4 separate regions of the Homo sapiens genome follow, and all the other regions are linked to region 4. The links are chromatin contacts, found by Hi-C or POLR2A ChIA-PET in ENCODE. All regions are on one chromosome and are shown on one strand. The core of a region is the stretch at or near the end of the contact, and the rest is flanking DNA. Distances in the headings are between cores, read along the strand shown.

Region 1 (2,892 bases), core at 175-2,674, 1.0 Mb before region 4:
ACTCTCACCAGATCTCACTCTCCAGGGGCCCGCTCCATCCCAGCAGAGCAACCGGACCCTGGCCGTTCTGCCACTCACCTCCCTGCCGTGAATGCACCCCATCCATGGAGGCCCTGCTTCCCTGCCAGGTGTCTTCACCTCCTCCCCTCTCCTCCCCTCTGAGCACTGTGAACCCGAGAACAAATCTTCTTTGACAATAAACCGTGTGATTCGTGGAATCATACTTTGATCATCTCCTTATTTCCTCCACACACAAGGACCCCTGCACTGCCAATGGCCCCAGGAGAGGGCAGAGTCAGCCACAGGGACCCCACCTCACAGGCTTCAACACTGCTGATGCCTGTCATCCCAGCACCGTGGGAGGCCAAGGCGGCCAAGGTCGCCTGAGCCCAGGAGTTCAAGACCAGCCTGGGCAACACAGCAAGACCTACTCTCTACCGAAAAAAAAAAAAAAAAAGAAAAATAGCTGGCCAGTGTAGTGGCGCTTGCGGTCCCAGCTACTTGAGAGCCTGGGAGGTCGAGGTTGTGCCTAGCTGTGAAGACGCCACTGCACTCCACCCCGGATGACAGAGCCAGACTGTCTCAAAAAAAACAATAAAAATTCACGCCTTGTAATAAGGAATTAAAGGCAGGATGAACAAACATTTTCTTCTTTTTTTTGTGTGCTTTCTGAGATGGAGTCTTTTTCTGTAGCCCAGGCTGGAGTGCAGTAATGTGATCTCGGCTCACTGCAACCTCCGCCTCCCGGGTCCTGGTTCAAACAATTCTCCTGCCTCAGCCTCCCAAGCAGCTGGGATTACAGGCACGTGCCACCACACCCAGCTAATTTTTGTATTTTTAGTAGAGACGGGGTTTCACCATGTTGGCCAGGCTGGTCTTGAACTCCTGACCTCGTGATCCGCCCGCCTCGGCCTCCCAAAGTGCTCGGATTACAGGCGTGAGCCACCGCGCCCGGCCTAAAGGATTTTCTTTCCAAATCAAAGTATTAAAATAACTGTTCAGACCTCTCCCACTTCGATGCGAAGCCAGCGCGGTCCCAGGCGGACGAGCGAAGGCATCGAAGGCCGGGGGCGCAGCCGCGGGCCCACCTCGGCCTCCCCTGAGCGGACGCCTCCCCGCGCGCACCGGGGGCCCCGGAGACCGCCTTCCCCGCTCCGAACGCACGCGGCCCGGCCCCGGCGAGGTGCCTGAACGCTACCCGAGCTGCGGCGGGGCTCCCGGGGTGAGTGCTGCAGCCCCAGGCCCGCCTGCTCCCACAGGCTCGGGCAATGGAGACCCGCGGCCGCCCCCGCCCCTTGACCCTGCCTCACCCCTCACGCCCGCTGCCGCCCACGACCTCCGACCCCGCTGCCGCCCGGCTCGCAGCCCGGCTCGCAGCCCGGCTCGGCGGGCCTCACCTCCCGCGGGTTCCGCACTCCTCTTCCCGCCGTCCTGCTCCTCTCGGCCTTCTCCTCCAATAGGCGCCTAGCACCCTGAGTGGGCTACACCAATCAGAGACGAAGCGGCGCTAACGTGACTGACTAACTAACCAATCCAAAGTCTCAATCTCCCTGAGAGGGGCGGAGCGTACCCGGGCCAGCCCTCGCCGCCGATTGGTGATCGACCTCAGGGTTGCAGGGGCGGTGCCCTTACACGGATTGGAGAGGGCAGCGATGGGGCGGAGTTCAAGCTCCGATTAGTCCGCGCTCCGTGGCGGGCTTGGCGATTGGACGCCGGCGCTGTCAGCCGCGCGCGGACCGGGGCGGGGCGGGCGGTGCCCCGGGCTGGGCGAGGGGCCGGGTGCGGGGCCGCTGGCCGAGAGGCTGAGGCGGCGTCATGTCCTCCGAGGTGTCCGCGCGCCGCGACGCCAAGAAGCTGGTGCGCTCCCCGAGCGGCCTGCGCATGGTGCCCGAACACCGCGCCTTCGGAAGCCCGTTCGGCCTGGAGGAGCCGCAGTGGGTCCCGGACAAGGAGGTGGGTGGCCGTCGCCCCGGCCAGCGCCTCCGACCCGCCCCGCCGCCCCGGCCCGGCCCCGCGGGCTTCCAGGCTCCCGCGACGACCCCTCCGCCTCCGGGCGGCCCCTTCCCCAGCCGGCCCCCGCCCCCGCTCTCTCCCAGGTTGGCCGCGTCCCCGGGCCGCCGCCTCAGGCTCCTACGCCCGCGGGGAGGGCGGGAGGCGCGCGGTGTCCCGGTGCGGGGGTCCCGGGAGGGCAGGAGGCACCTGTCCAGGGCGGGCGCCGGGAGGCGGGGTGCGGGGCGCGGGCTGGTCCCGGGGGTGGGTGCGGCCCTGCCCGAGGCCGGTTCGTGCTGGGCTAGCGCGTGTGGACTGCGTCCCGAGAGCTGGGGCTCGCTCCCGAGAAAGTGGAAGGCGGAGCGCCTTCCTCGCAGGCTCGGTGGGGAGGGCGCGTGCTGTCCGCGGAAGCGCTGGAGCTGGCGGCCCCGCAGGGGTCCCTCCCGGGAACCGGGGGAGGCGTCGGTGCCGCGGGCGGGTGGCCGGTTCCGAAGCCACCTCCTGCTCGGAAGGAGGGCCAGGACCCAGTCTGCGGGCCAGGCTGCCCCCCGTTTCCCTTCGTCTATACCACCCTCCACCTCGGAAGCGAGGTCGCAGTCGCCCACTGGACAGTTTGAAGGAGACCGCAGATTTGCACCCGTTTCCCATGGGCCCAGACACGGCAGGAGTTGCCCAGGCCACTCCTGCAGACATTGGGGCGTGGGCGTGGGGTCCCTGAGCCAGGCCATCCGCTGGGCCTCCCGTGGGGTTCCCTGTGACCTGATCGGAGGTGCCTTTGCCTCACACCAGCCCCTTGGCCAACTGGGAAGGCCCCGAGTGCATTTAATCCCACTGGCTGTGCGCTAACAGGTGTGTCCAGTTTCTGTTCTGTGGATTTTACCACGATAAAAAAAAAATTGGGGG
Region 2 (2,945 bases), core at 323-2,822, 1.2 Mb before region 4:
TAGGGGGTGACTCAGGCGGGTGCATCATCAAGGGAGAGAAGCATCCGCTGGAACACAGGTTCGGGAGCTGTGGAGGGGGCTGTTTCAACGTTGAGAGCAGAAGGCAGGGAGGCTGTAAGGCAGAAGTAGAGGCAGCTGGTGGCCAGCGTGGTGGCCCCACAGGGACAGGAGCCCACAGAGAGTGGGAGGCCATGGAAGGCCTCTCACCAGCTTACTCCTGGGGGCTCTCAGCCGCAGCTAGGGCAGGGACACAGAGGGGCTGAGGTTGGACCCCTAGGTTTCCATGATGGACCCTGAGAAGCCAATGCAAGGGCCACAAACAGCCTGGCCTGGCCTGCCCCAGAGGCGAGAGAGTTGAGAGTGCTCTACAGGCTGCCAGGGCTCCAGAGGGGAGCTCGCTCTGCAGGAGCCTGGCCACCTCATCTTACCAGGCTGGAGTGGCTGAGTGACTGGGGAGGGTGCCCTAGGGTCATTGCTAACTGGCTTGGGTTCGGGCGCAGGCTAAACCCTAGGCTGGGTAGGGGGGTCTCTGTTCCTCTCCAAGCTCTGGTCCTGAGAGCTAAGAGCTGGAGGAAGAAAATCCGTGTCCCCTGCCCCCGCTCCCCTGCACACACACTCCACAGAGGAGCCAGCTGGGAATGGTGTTGCTGAGACAGAACGCCACTCCCGCTTCCCTGTTCTGCCCATCCTCCAGCAGCACCTCCTCCAGTCTCCTGCCCAGGCTGCTCACCAGACCCAAAAGTGGGCCCAAGTCATCCAGTTCTCATTATGCCTTGGTTCGCAGGAGGGGACACAGGACCCCTACTCCCTCCTAGAAGCAGCTCTGCACTCAGGACAACGTGCCCCCGTCGGGGGAGGCAGGGCCTGGGCGGAAGGCCACTTCTGCAGACTTTTCCAGGCCCCCATCTGCTGCACAGAGCTCTGGCTGACCCTAGCCCAAGCCTTTTAGAACCGCCCCTTGACCTGCGATTCCTTTTCTGGAATTCATTTTAGGGCCCAGTCAGGGGTGTTCCCAGAGCAGTCTGCAATAACAAAATGTCTATGGCGAAGTGTCCTCATAGAGGACTGGGCAGTGAGCCACGGGCCAGCCCTCTGGTGAACCCCCAGGGGCCGTCAAAGGGGTCCGGGACAGCAGTGACAGCCAGGCCTTGGCTCCTGCCGCCCTTCAAATGTGCCTGGGTGCGACGGCAACCCGCGGCCGGCGGGGCGGGGGGACCTTTTGTTTGTTTGTTATTATTTGTAGAGATGGTGGGGGTCTCACTACGTTTCCCGGGCTGGTCTCGAACTCTTCAGCTCAGAAGAACCTCCCGCCTCGGCCTCCCAAAGCGCGGGATCACAGGCGAGAGCCACCGCGCCGGCCGGCCGCCATATGGATTTTGTCCAGTCTTTCGATCTTCCAGCGACCAGCAAATGTAAACAGAGCAGCTCACATGAGGGAAGAAGTCGCCCAGGAAACGTCCTCTGGGAGGGGCGGGAAGGGCAGCCTGGCGCTCCCAGGATCCCGTGCGCGGAGGGGGGGAGGGGGAGGCGGAGGCGGGGCGCGACGTCATCAGCGGGCGCGGAGCCGGAAGTGTTGTGGCCGCCGCCGCCGCGCGTCGCGGAGGCACGTGTGGAGCCCCGGCAGCAGGAGCGTCGCAGGTGAGACTCCGCGGGGTACAGGGTGGCAGGGCGCGGGTGAGGGTGACCCGGGCCGGGCACGGCGCGCAGGGCCTGTCCCTCCAGCCTCGCATGGGCGGCCCCCGCCGGCCCGGCCTGGCCCCTTGTTGCCTCTGCATCGGCTGGGCGGTGTTTGCGTGGACGGCCAGCTCCGCGTCCCCAGCCCCTTACTGGGGAGCCCTGAATCCTCTGTCATACCCTGCCACCTAGCCCCCGTGGGGGAGACTGGGGTGAGGAATCAAGCCTGGCTTGGAGGTGACCTCATTGACCATTTGCCTCTCCCCCGCCGGTGGACACCTCGCAAAGGCGCTTCCTCATCTCACATCTTGGGAATGGGAGTCAAGCTCCTGGAGAAGGGTGATGGGAGGGTCGGGTCCTCACTCCGGGAATCCTTGGGACCGAACTCCGCCATTGCCAAGCCTCAGTCTTTTCATCTCTGATTTAGGCTCATAGTCCCTGTCTCTTGTCCTAGACCAAGAAAGGCTTCAGAGGCCAGGCCAGAGTGCAGCGCTATTGGGCTCCCTGTCAGGCAGTGGCAGAGACTGAGGCTGAGCTAGCCACACCCCGCCCATGCCCACTGCTGGGATGTAGGCCTCGAAGCCTTCTACCTAGACCCTAGGCCCTCATCCTGCCTCCTGACTTGCTCATGCCTACACACACCCCTCCCCAGGTCCTTGGCCCTTGCCAGACATTAGCACCATGAGCTTCGTGGCATACGAGGAGCTGATCAAGGAGGGTGACACGGCCATCCTGTCACTGGGCCATGGTGCAATGGTGGCGGTGCGTGTGCAGCGTGGGGCACAGACCCAGACCCGGCATGGTGTCCTGCGGCACTCAGTTGACCTTATCGGCCGCCCCTTCGGCTCCAAGGTGACGTGCGGCCGAGGTGGCTGGGTGTATGTGCTGCACCCCACGCCCGAGCTCTGGACGCTGAACCTGCCGCACCGCACGCAGATCCTCTACTCCACAGACATCGCCCTCATCACCATGATGTTGGAGCTTCGGCCCGGCTCTGTGGTCTGTGAGTCTGGTGAGTTCCTCAGGCTGCCTCAGTTTAACGCAGAAATTGACACAAAGGTGGAGGTCAGAGCCTCCAGCCTGCCCTTCCTACAGACACATGTGGCTCCTCAGTTTCTATTTTCACATCTTTCCGGGATGCTGACAGCAGGGAGTGAAGGTGGAGGCAGAGAAGCCCGTTAGGAGGCTGGTGCTGTAACTGGAGTGAGAGGTGGTGGGAAATGGACCAGGAGGAGCTGGGGAGGACTGGTGCTCTAGTGAGGGTCCTGCTT
Region 3 (2,929 bases), core at 264-2,763, 1.4 Mb before region 4:
CTGGCTAAGACGGTGAAACCGCATCTCTACTAAAAATACAAAAAAAATTAGCCAGGCATGGTGGTGGGCACCTGCAGTCCCAGCTACTCGGGAGGCTGAGGCAGGAGAATGGCGTGAACCCGGGAGGTGGAGCTTGCAGTGAGTGGAGATCGCGCCACTGCACTCCAGCCTGGGCGACAGAGCGAAACTCCGTCCCAAAACAACAACAACAACAACAACAACAACAAACATATATTTCGTGGAGCAAGAAATGTCTCAAACATAGCAAGAGAGTTGGGATGCCAACGGACCAAAGGGAAAGCAAGCATGACATAGCCCCCCACTACAAGGGCTTACCTATTATCCAAGCTTTGGGAGCTAGGTTAGAATCCCAGCTCTGTCGCTAACCAACCTGTGTACTTTAGCCAAGTCACTGTACCTGTCTAGACTTCGGATCGCATGTGTGTCTGCCCATCTCATAGGGTTACCCTGAGGCTAAATGAGGTAACAAATGTCATGAACCCACAAGGTAGACTCGACTCTCGGTAACAGTTCGTGTCACCCCCATCTCACACTACTCTCCCTCTTCGGACCCTGCACCCATGGATTCCATCCACCGCTGGCCAGGAGCTGAGTAGAGGCACCGAGCACGTGAAGAGGTGAATGGGCAAGGAAGGCTTCCAGGTCAGGTAGCATTTCCAGTGTTCCAGCCTGCAGGCATCTACCGAGCCTGGCCCGAGGCTGGCACCCAGAGATGCTTCCAGTCTTCCAGCAGCAACGCACTGACTGTAAGAAAAGCCTGCTTATAAACCCCCTACAGGCATTTGGAAGCTGGTCCCTGGGGTCCTCTACAGATTCATTTCGCCCCCAAACCCATCCCCTTTGTGCCACCCTCGTTATTGCACTCTTCCATCCGGATGGCATTTAGCTGGGTCCGGGTCTGTCACCCGTCTGACCACCAGCTCCTTGAGGGCAAGAGGCGCCTGCTGCCCTCAGGGTCCGCGCCCAGCCCGCAGCTGCTCAGATCCGGAGACGGGAAGGTTTGTTGGCGAGAACCTGACTCCCGGGTCACAGTTAAGGATGCAAGAGCCCGGCGCCTTCCCGTAGCCCCGGCCCTGTCATTAATTAATGCTGGGGCTCCATTCGGTGCAGCGCAGTCCCAGGGATGCAACCGCAACTTTTGCGCACAATAGGCTCTCGATCTGTAATCCAGCCAACCCAGGCCTGTAGTGTGTAAATGCCAACTCAGCGGGAGGGCTCTGGCTGTCGCCCAGAGCCGTTTCTCGGCTCTTTCGCGGTTGCCGGCGCGCTCGGGACAGGAGGAACCCGCAGCCCGCGGGAGTCAGCGGAGACCCGACCAGCACTATCCAGCCCTCTGCACCGCCCCCGCGGCGAGGTCTGGACCAAGTCGCCCCTAGCAACAACAGCCGGGCCGGCTTTCTCAGGCCATGCTGATTGGCGGGACTCCGGGTGGCGGCCTGTCGTCACTTCCGGCAGCCGGAGGCAGCAGAGGAAGCCGAGGGGCGGCCATCTTGGCTCCGTGAGGCTCTGAGGTGCCGGGGTGCGGCGGCGGCAGCGGCGGCCAGCAGGGCGGAGGCTGAGGCAGCAAGCTCGCTAGAGAGGGAGAAGCAGTCGGGCGCAGGCGCCTCCTCCGCAGCCCGCTCCATGGTCGGCGCCCACAGCCCGCGGCGGCCTGTCTTGCGCTCCACTTCCTTCACATCCTCCTCCGCCTCCTCGTTTTCAGGCGCCGCCGGCGGCGCTGTGTGGAGGCCCGCGAGCTGAAATTCGCGGTGCGACGGGAGGGAGTGGAGAAGGAGGTGAGGGGGCCCAGGATCGCGGGGCGCCCTGAGGCAAGGGGACGCCGGCGGGCCGAAGCGCAGCCCGCCGCCCGCAGGCTCGGCTCCGCCACTGCCGCCCTCCCGGTCTCCTCGCCTCGGCCGCCGAGGCAGGGAGAGAATGAGCCCCGGGACCCGCCGGGGGACGGCCCGGGCCAGGCCCGGGATCTAGACGGCCGTAGGGGGAAGGGAGCCGCCCTCCCCACGGCGCCTTTTCGGAACTGCCGTGGACTCGAGGACGCTGGTCGCCGGCCTCCTAGGGCTGTGCTGTTTTGTTTTGACCCTCGCATTGTGCAGAATTAAAGTGCAGTAAAATGTCCACTAGGACCCCATTGCCAACGGTGAATGAACGAGACACTGAAAACGTAAGTAACCTGGGCGTTGTAGTTGGCGGACCTTCGGGGTGGCATTCGTGCTCCTCGGGCAGTGCCTTGCAGTCGGGTGTTCCCCCCAGCCGAACGCTCTGGAAATAGAGGGCAGGCCGTAGTCACCCAGGAGGCAGCCAGGTCGGACCGTTTCCTCCAGAAGTCTGCCGTGTCCCGCTGTTCGCGGGCGGGTCTGCGAAGTACATCGATTATGCCGGCAGTCTAGTCGGTTAATAAAGCCCAGGAGTTGCAGCGTTACGGATCGGTGCTTTGAGAGGCCAGGTTGCCGCGCAATGGATTGTGCAAACGTGTGTGTCAGATCACTGCAGTGGTCAGTGCTTATTTTAGCCGAACTCTGCTTTTAACTTGGTCAGGCAGTTCTTGAGAGACTGTCACATTAATAACATATGTTACCGGTGCTGATTAAGAGTAATCGATTGGGTCAAGTGGGCGGTCTCGTTCTTTAAGATGGTCTGGAACTAAATTTAATCACAGTCACTAAGTGTCCACTGAGGGATCTTTGCGGTCCCCTTAGGAATTCCAAAACACTAGCGCGCAGCCTTTATTAAGGCAGTTTCCTTTCCATACAAATCTTTTTTGAAGGAGTTGGTTAAACATTTTGAAAAGCAGATGTATAGTGAAGCTCTGCTCTGCCACTCACTGCCTAGCTGAGGGACACCCGCTGGGGGCTTCGCTGTCCTCCTTCCTAAAAAGAGATTGGCTTAGATGAGCTCTTAGGTCCCTTTCAGC
Region 4 (2,846 bases), core at 219-2,718:
CGCAGCGCCGGCGGGCCGGCACTGGTGGGGGACCCGGCGCATCCTCCGCAGCTGCTGGCCCGGGTGCTAAGCTCCTCACTGCCTGGGGCCGGTGGCTCCGATTGCGGGGCCCGCCGAGCCCACGCCCACCCGGAACTCACGCTGACCCGCAAGCGCCACGTGCAGCCCGGGTTCCCGCCCGCACCTCTCCCTCCACACCTCCCTGCAAGCTGAGGGAGCCGGCTCCGGCCGCGGCCAGCCCAGAGAGGGGCTCCCACAGTGCAGCGGCGGGCTGAAGGGCCCCTCGAGCGCGGCCAGAGTGGGCGCCGAGAGCGAGCGAGGGCTGCCAGCACGCTGTCATCTCTCACAGGGCGAAGCCCACGCCACAGGACGGGTCGGTTCTGTACCCGCCGGGGCAGGGGAGAGCCGCCTCTGGTGAGCAGAACCCCGGAGAAGGGACGACGCGGGTGCACCTCGCGGCATGGGGACACCAAGTCAGACGAACCCGCTGTGCAAGAACATTTTCCACACAGCGGCGCATACCCCCGCCCGGGGGCGCTCGGCAGCCGCACGCGGCCCTCAGAGCGCAGCCCCCACACGCCTTTACTTCTGGAAGGCGGAGACCGCCACAGTGAGGAGCTAAGCCAGCTGAGGCAACACAGAAAAACCCCCGTTCCTACCCAAAACCAAAAAGCGGGGCGCGGAGGCGCGCGCCTGCGGTCCCAGCTACCGGGGAGGCCGAGAAGGGAGGATCGCCTGAGCCCGGGAGGCGCAAGCTACAGTGAGCCGAGACTGCCACTGCACTCAGTCTGGGTGACAGAGCGAGACCCTGTCTCTAAAGGGGAAAAAAGAGCTAGGAAGAAGCGGGCTGCCTCTTAACTTCGGAGAAGTAAATGAGGAACTATAACCAGTGTCTACCGTTTAGGAACCAAACAAAAGCTGACAGGAATCCCGCCACCGACCCAGCCGCCCCAGACTTTGCCCTGGCCTATCCCGCGCCGCTCCTCAAACTAGACCCGCCCCGACGTCGCCCTGGCCTATCCCACGCCGATCCTCAAACGAGGCCCGCCCCCGATGCACAAGCTCCGCCCTCGTTGCACCGTCCTGACCCTCGGCCTCGCCCCCGCCCCCTGGCTCTTCCCGCGCAGCCGAATGCCGCGACCTGGCTCCCACCCTTCGTCGCTTCGCGCCGCATAGGAACCCCGCCCCTAGTCTCTCCTCCCGCCTATCCTGAGCGGCGCGCGCACAAATCTCTCCCACGGACCCGCCCACCCTGATCCTCAACCTGGCCCCTGGCCTTTCCCGCGGCGTCGAGTCCAGTACACCGACGCACGAGTCCCACCCCCGATCTCTCCCTCGGCCTATCCCGCGCCGCTCCGCGCAGGAGTCCCGCCTCCCACTTCGCCCGCAGCCTATGACGCGCCGCGTCGCTCCCTCTCCTCAAACCCGCTCTCGCCCGCGGATGGGCGCGCAGCTGTGACGTCACGGCGTCGTTGGTAAGGGGCTGGCGGCCGGGGAGCTGCGTAGCTCCCGGCCCCGCGGCCATGCCCAAGCGGAGCTGCCCCTTCGCGGACGTGGCCCCGCTACAGCTCAAGGTCCGCGTGAGCCAGAGGGAGTTGAGCCGCGGCGTGTGCGCCGAGCGCTACTCGCAGGAGGTCTTCGGTGAGTGTCGGGCGGGCTGCCGAGGGTCCGCTGCGTCGGGGCCTGGAACGGGCCGGGCCTCAGCGTCCCCTCTGAGGCCTGAGCGGGGGGCTGGAGGGCCCTGCTTTCTGGCCCCGCGTTCCCGGAAGCTGGGAGGCCGCGGGGACACAAGCTGGCCACGCCCAGGGCTGGGGTCAGTGAGGGGGATGTGAGGACCCCAGCGTTCGCCCACCCTGTCCAACAGCCTGAAAGAAAAGGGTCCCTGCCCCTAGCCCCCGCGCCCTCTTCCACGATCCCGGTTAGTCGCCGCCCTGCAGTGAGCGGCACCCGCCTGGTGCTTTCTCAGGACTGTCCCGTGCAGGATGTCCTGGGAGAGGTTGGGGAGCGGGGCGTCCTGCATGGAGTCAACCCGAAGAGTGCCCCTCCTGTCCCAAGAGGTATTCATGGAGCGCGCGGCCCTGCCAGGCACGGCGGCTTTCTCGGGAGACCAAAGGCAGGCAAGACAGATGTGCCCCGTCTCCCGGGAGCTCCCCAGCCTAGTTGGGGAGACCAGCAGGAGGAGTCGCCACAGGTGGTCGGGGCAGGCACAGGTTTGTGCAGGCGCACCTGCAGGGATGGCACGGAAGGCTTCTTGGAAGAACAGTCTGAGCGGAATCCTGTGGGGGCGAGTAGGAGTTAGCCAGGCAGAGGAAGGGAAGGAAGAGGGCGAGGCAGAAGCCAGGCAGCAGGAGAGCGAAATAGGACTCCGTGTGGCTGCAGTGTCCAGTTCTGGGTGGGATGTGAGGGCAGTGAGCTCCCAGGCCTTCTCTGGCTTTCTCCTGTGGATTTCAGGCGTGTTGATCTTATTGATCATCACTCTGACTGGGGTGATTAATACCCTGGGGCAGGTAAAAAGTGGAGCTTACCTTGCCTAGTGATTGGGACACAAAGTCTGCACCTGTAGAGCAGTTAGAGGATGACCCGGGGTGTGTGATTTACCTGGTGCCGCTTGTGCCTTGGGAATGAGGGAAAGACTCTGCCTCCCGAGGTTCCTCTGTGCGGTGTCTCCAGTGTGCTAGGGCTGTGAAAGCGAGTGCTATTCTGGGCCATGGGGAGGTAAGGGGAATGATGCCGTGGGAACTGTGGCAGGACCGCAATCGTGTGCCCTCTCAGGACAGTTGAAAAATTCAAACACTGTGCAGGCAAGAAGAGGAAGATGGAAATGGGGCCTGGCTCAGTATGGCCCT

The links. Hi-C counts contacts between places; a loop is a spot of excess contacts on that map. ChIA-PET counts read pairs that join two places held with the same protein, here RNA polymerase II (POLR2A). Pooled maps may share reads with other maps.
Region 1: a map of B cell shows a loop between it and region 4 (21-fold over the local background). The contact joins the promoter of XRCC3 here to the promoter of SIVA1 in region 4. A Hi-C loop is called at or near these places in 2 of 168 maps with a recorded cell type or tissue (B cell and CD4-positive, alpha-beta T cell), 1 of 37 single-sample maps with no recorded cell type and 11 of 50 pooled maps.
Region 2: a pooled map shows a loop between it and region 4 (12-fold over the local background). The contact joins the promoter of TRMT61A here to the promoter of SIVA1 in region 4. A Hi-C loop is called at or near these places in 1 of 37 single-sample maps with no recorded cell type and 7 of 50 pooled maps. POLR2A ChIA-PET finds 5 or more read pairs at or near these places in 1 of 52 experiments (OCI-LY7).
Region 3: a map of CD8-positive, alpha-beta T cell shows a loop between it and region 4 (9-fold over the local background). The contact joins the promoter of MARK3 here to the promoter of SIVA1 in region 4. A Hi-C loop is called at or near these places in 1 of 168 maps with a recorded cell type or tissue (CD8-positive, alpha-beta T cell) and 7 of 50 pooled maps. POLR2A ChIA-PET finds 5 or more read pairs at or near these places in 1 of 52 experiments (activated T-cell).

What each region holds. Positions count from the first base shown.
Region 1 is chr14:103,714,027-103,716,918 of GRCh38, forward strand. It overlaps XRCC3 (X-ray repair cross complementing 3), which reads right to left and starts at 1,425. Exons shown (of 10, transcript NM_005432.4): 1 at 1,398-1,425. It overlaps ZFYVE21 (zinc finger FYVE-type containing 21), which reads left to right and starts at 1,784. Exons shown (of 7, transcript NM_024071.4): 1 at 1,784-1,953. The coding sequence starts at 1,816. RefSeq lists an enhancer at 226-911 and silencers at 1,108-1,367, 1,448-2,017, 2,208-2,287, 2,388-2,457, 2,518-2,597.
Region 2 is chr14:103,527,624-103,530,568 of GRCh38, forward strand. It overlaps TRMT61A (tRNA methyltransferase 61A), which reads left to right and starts at 1,573. Exons shown (of 4, transcript NM_152307.3): 1 at 1,573-1,638; 2 at 2,327-2,686. The coding sequence starts at 2,356. RefSeq lists silencers at 1,500-1,549, 1,560-1,729.
Region 3 is chr14:103,383,902-103,386,830 of GRCh38, forward strand. It overlaps MARK3 (microtubule affinity regulating kinase 3), which reads left to right and starts at 1,514. Exons shown (of 18, transcript NM_001128918.3): 1 at 1,514-2,179. The coding sequence starts at 2,129. RefSeq lists enhancers at 339-1,330, 1,331-2,320, 2,261-2,450 and a silencer at 1,791-1,980.
Region 4 is chr14:104,751,679-104,754,524 of GRCh38, forward strand. SIVA1 (SIVA1 apoptosis inducing factor) reads left to right here and starts at 1,469. Exons shown (of 4, transcript NM_006427.4): 1 at 1,469-1,641. The coding sequence starts at 1,524. The region is part of intron 2 of LOC107987209 (a long non-coding RNA gene); the gene reads right to left. RefSeq lists enhancers at 495-584, 1,288-1,789, 1,435-1,484, 1,495-1,564 and a silencer at 965-1,334.